Linked DNA regions of Homo sapiens: region 1 is linked to region 2. Evidence: read pairs that join two places in POLR2A ChIA-PET (ENCODE). Cell type or tissue: Panc1. All regions are shown on one strand.

What was found. ChIA-PET counts read pairs that join two places held together with the same protein. Peaks named below come from ENCODE experiments on the same cell type or tissue, not always from the same donor. Only the 100,000 strongest peaks of a DNase experiment are listed, where the experiment ranks them.
Region 1: POLR2A ChIA-PET joins it to region 2 with 6 read pairs; 4 of 35 experiments call an interaction of 5 or more read pairs at or near these places.

What each region holds. Positions count from the first base shown.
Region 1 is chr22:24,589,912-24,592,411 of GRCh38, forward strand. It overlaps LRRC75B (leucine rich repeat containing 75B), which reads right to left. Exons shown (of 4, transcript NM_207644.3): 2 at 1-38. It also overlaps a transcript of GGT1 not described here. Among named protein-coding and RNA genes, the nearest start is that of LRRC75B, 1.9 kb to the right of the region's middle. RefSeq lists an enhancer at 1,589-2,500. In Panc1, no CTCF peak of the experiment used is centred here; no DNase peak of the experiment used is centred here; H3K4me3 peaks cover 109 bases.
Region 2 is chr22:24,485,127-24,487,626 of GRCh38, forward strand. The region is part of intron 1 of ADORA2A-AS1 (ADORA2A antisense RNA 1); the gene reads right to left. Among named protein-coding and RNA genes, the nearest start is that of ADORA2A-AS1, 8.7 kb to the right of the region's middle. In Panc1, no CTCF peak of the experiment used is centred here; a DNase peak (open chromatin) is centred at 1,535.

The DNA of each region.
Region 1 (2,500 bases), 100 kb after region 2:
AGGATATCAGGAAGGAGGGTCCTCTCAAGGCCCAGGTCCTGTGAGTGGTGAAGAGAGAGTTGAGTGAGCCCGTTGGGTCTCCCATCTCGAGGCACCACCCCAGCCAGCCAGATGCTGCTTATGCCCGTTCCTGTCTCTCCATCTCCTCCCTAAGGCTGGCTGGATTCTCCCCACAGGCGGCCATGGGCCAACAGTCCAGTGGCGGGTGGCCCCCTTCTTTTTTTGCTTATTTATTTTTTGAGACAGGGTCTCACCCTGTCACCCAGGCTGGAGTGCAGTGGCGTGATCTCAGTTCAGTGTAACATCTGCCTCCTCAAGGAATCCTCCCACTTCAGCCTCCTGAGGAGCTGGGGCTATAGACAGGCACCACTATGCTCAGCTAATTAAAAAAAAAATGTTTTGTAGAAATGGGGTCTCACTATGTTGCCCAGACTGGTCTCAAACTCCTGGGCTCAAGCGATCCTCCCAAAGTGCTGGGATTACAGGTGTGAGCCACTCAGCCTTGGAGGACCCTTTGGATAAGTAGAGGGGAGGGACATGGGAGCCCTCAGGGAAGTGGTAAGTGAATCCCAGAACCCTTAGACCAGTTCCCTTGAGGTAGTGTTGTGCTGTGACACTGCCTTCTCTGGGGTTAGGACTTGTCAGTGGGATTCTTTGGGGTCTTTCGTCTTATGGTGGGGGGGTTTGCTCTTCTTATGACCCCTCAAATTCCCCTGTCCCCCAGTGTTCCCTTCAGATCCTCTGCCTTCCCACCTATCCCTTGGTTTTCCTAAGCTGCGGCCAGCATCTGTTTGCGGACAGGTATGGATCCTTCCCTTGGGGGCGGACCTCTCTCTCAGATGTCTCAAAGGCATGCCACCCTGAAGCCAGCCTCACCACCCATGCCCCAGCTCAGTATAGGGCACCTCCATGACCATCTTCCCAGGCACTGGGGCCAGAAGCTCTGGAACCCCCCAGCACTCTTCCGTCCTCCTCTCTCCCCCAGCTCACCTAGTCATCCCTTCTCTCTCCCCACCACTCCTGCCAAGATTCAGGCCTCCAGCCTCCTCTCCTACCCATCCCTCACCCCACCGCCTGCATAGACCTGCCCTGGCCTTCCTGCCTCACTCCTCCACTTTCTCCTCCTGTCTACTCCCACAGGACTGGTGTGGGGCTGAATACTCTTTCAGAGGGTCTCTTTGTTTTGAGACGGAGTTTTGCTCTTGTTGCCCGGGCTGGGGCGCAGTGGTGCGAGGTCAGCTCACCGCAACCTCCGCCTCCCGGGTTCAAGCAATTCTCCTGCCTCAGCCTCCTGAGTAGCTGGGATTGCAGGCATGTGCCACCACGCCCAGCTAATTTTGTATTTTTAGCAGGGAAGGGGTTTCTCCATGTTGGTCAGGCTGGTCTCGAATTCCCGACTTCAGGTGATCTGCCTGCCTCAGCCTCCCAAAGTGCTGGGATTATAGGCGTGAGCCACTGCATCTGGCCCAGAGGGTCTCTTTAGAGGACATTTTGAGAGCTGATGGGGCAGCCACAGCCAGGAGGGGCCTCTAGACCCCATGTGGGCCTTCTCCAATCCATAGGTGATATGCTCTGTGCGTGGGTCCCAAGCACAGGAAGTTGGGCCAGGCAGGGGAGGCCGTGGGTCACAGCTGCAGGGTCCCTGCAGGTTATGGAGCAGGATAGGCCCCGGCTGGACCTCAAATCCCAACCTCTGAGACACAAAGAGGTGGTCTCTGAGGATCCTTCTTTCCCTCTAGTTTCCCAGCTAAAATGCCCAACTGGTGTCTTGGACTCCAGGCAGCATCCCAGACTGAGATCTGTGCCTCTGGTTGTCTGGCTGATTCAGTGCTGCTCTGCTGTTTGCCACAGATGCCAGCTAGGGAAGATCCAGGAGGAAGGCTGGCTGATGAGCCTGGCAGACCCAGACAGGGCCCCAGACCGCAACCTGCCAGCCTGCCTTCCATGGGTCTAGACAGCTCCTCTTAAACGGACAGCTCCATTTTTCCAGCCTGCTGAATCCAGAGTTGGAGGAGGTGGAGAAGGGAAGGGAGGAAGAAGGGCTCTGGCCCTGGCTTGCCCCACATTTTCTCTGTGGGCCCTGGGGTGACCACTTCGCTCCATGCCTCAGTTTCCCCATTTCTAATCTACCTTCTGCAGGCCGAACACCTGCATGGCTGACTTCCTGCTCACAGGATGGGGCAGGTAGTGGTGGTAGCTGCTGTAGGGGGTGGGGACGGGGTGGTGAGGGAAGTGGCATGCCCAGGTGATTGGGGGGACCAGCATCCTGGGACAACCCAGGGGTTGGGATCTGGGTTTAGTGTACCTGGTGTGTGTAGGAGCAGAGCCACCACCGGACCGAGTGTTGTGATGCACAGATGCTGGGGATGTGTACTCTAAGGGCATGAGCCGCCTGTTGGAGAACTGGTGATGCATGGATGGCTCTCTGTGGGCTGCCATGGTGTCTTGGGGTGAGGCTGCATCCCTAGACCAGCCCTGGGTCCTCTCTCCAGGGTCCACT
Region 2 (2,500 bases):
AACCTGGTAAGTTATTACAATACTGTAAGCCCTCCACAATGAATCATTAGTATACCTTATAGCTTCTCAGAGTACACAATCTACTTAGCTTCAGTATAAAGTATTTTAAGATGCCAATTATCTGCAGATGGTGAAGTATAGAACATAAGTCTGTTTGGCCTAACTTAACAAATACATAATTCTTTCTACACACTTGTTTCGCCCCGGGCTGTGTACCTATTTGACCTCTTAACCCCCATCGATTTTTGTCCCCTTACGATTCTCCAGATACAACCACTTCCAATTTGAAATTGCTCTTTGCAACCATGAGGTAGTTGTTTCATCCCCAGATTCTGGGACCAGAACTCTTTTCACCATTAGGTTCCAGAAACTAGGGTCCAAATACTCTTGCAATAAAGTGTTTCCTTTAAACCAAATCCAACCAAACATACTTTTAAAAAAGTTAATAATAAAATCTTCCCATCATCTGGCTCTTCAGTAAACTCACAGTTACTGACTTTTACTTCATCAAATACCAGGCTGTCTTGTATCGTTCTTTGGCTTATTTATGGTTCTTTGGATTTGACATCCCTAAGGTTTTCTTGGTTCATATTACAGCAATATACAGAAATCACAGACTGTAATTCAACTACCCATCTGATGACTGACTATCTTCTACAACACTCCCACCAAGTGGTCATCTGGACCGTACCTGAACACCCTGAATGAGAACTCATCACTTGCAGAGACTGCCTATTTCATTTTTTTTTATATCACCCAATGAAAATAACTGTATTGGCCTGAAATATCCTCCCTAAGTTTCTTGAGACAGAGTCTTGCTCTGTAGCCCAGGCTGGAGTGCAGTGGCACGATCTCAGCCCACTGCTACTCACTGCTACCTCTGCCTCCCGGGTCCTGGCTCAAGCAATTCTCCCGCCTCAGCCTCCCAAGTAGCTGGGATTACAGGCACATGCCAACATGCCCAGCTAATTTTTGTATTTTTAGTAGTGACGGGGTTTCACCATGTTGGCCAGGTTGGTCTTGAACTCCTGACCTCATGATCTACCCGCCTCGGCCTCCCAAAGTGCTGGGATTACAGGCGTGAGCTAGCACGCCTGGCCTCCTCCCTTAGTTTCTATCCATTGACTCCAGCTCCTCTCCTTAGGGACATGTGGAACAAATAAAAACCTCTTATATGTGGCCCCTTCAGAAATCTGAATGAAGTGACAATATCCTTCCTGAGTTTGTTTGCCTTGTTTTGCTAAATATATGTTCCAAGTGCCTTTAACATTTTGTTGTTGTTGTTGCTGTTAGATCTCTCTTTTCTGCATATTCAAGATGATCTATATGTCGTGTAGCTATCCCAGAGCTAGATTAATTTCAGGTGTGCTCTGGTCAGCACAGAACAGAATGAGATAGTCATCTTCCTTGTGTTCTGCACACTATACTTCTCATAATGCAACCTAAGATTATATCAGCTTTTTTTGGCAGCCACACACACTGTTGACTCACATTGAGCTTCTAGTCAACTCAATACCCCTAATTCAGCCACACGTACTGCTGCTAGGCCCAATGCATACTTCTGCAATTGTTTTAGCGGGGAGGAAGTGGTAAAGAGAAAGATTTATCACATTGATACTTCATGAAATTTGGGGCCCAAAAATTCAACCTGGGATTTTGCATTCCTGTCATACATAAGCCTATGCTTAGTTTGCTATCCTAAATGATTAGACAAACTAGTGATGAGTCATGGACTGGAGTTCAGCTTAGGCTAGTCAGCTTTGCTTTGTTTCATGGTCTCATGCAGCCTTCTCAAAATTACCGATCTTTCAAATGTATGCTATTTATCCCGAGAAGAACTGGTGGAAAGACTATAAATGATTCAATGCAAAGCCATTATCACCACTGAAAAAAACAACGCAAAGATAAGTATCCAGTACATTAAAGATGGTATATTTATAATTTGCCATGGAAGAATTATATCTAAACACCTTCTCCTTGATTAAAAATAGCATCTATAGAGATAATGCTATATAGATTTTCAAAGATATTTCAACTTAGCTTATTCCATTCCTTCAAGAAAGTGGGGAAGGTATCATTATCCTCATTTCTAGTTCAGTTCAGTCCTTATTGTACCCATGGTATTCCAACACAAGTGAGACCCACCCCATGTGATTAAGGCACTCATATCCAGGGTGTTCTCATTTCTAGTCCAGTTCAGTCCTTATGGGACCCATGGTATTCCCACACAAGTGAGACCCAGTCCGTGTGATTAAGGCACTCTTATCCAGGGCGTTCTCCTGTAAGTGTCAGGCAACATCTGCTCTGCTTGCCCTTGCCATCTGGATTTTAAAAAGGATCTCATACTCCGTTAATCATAAAATCATAGAATCTATGAGAATTAGTCTAATATCTTTGAAGATTAGGAAGAGGTATCAAATAATGCACCTAAAGTTTCAGTTACCTAATAGTAAAACCAGGATTAGAACATATTTATATTCTAACCAGTATTCAGACCAAT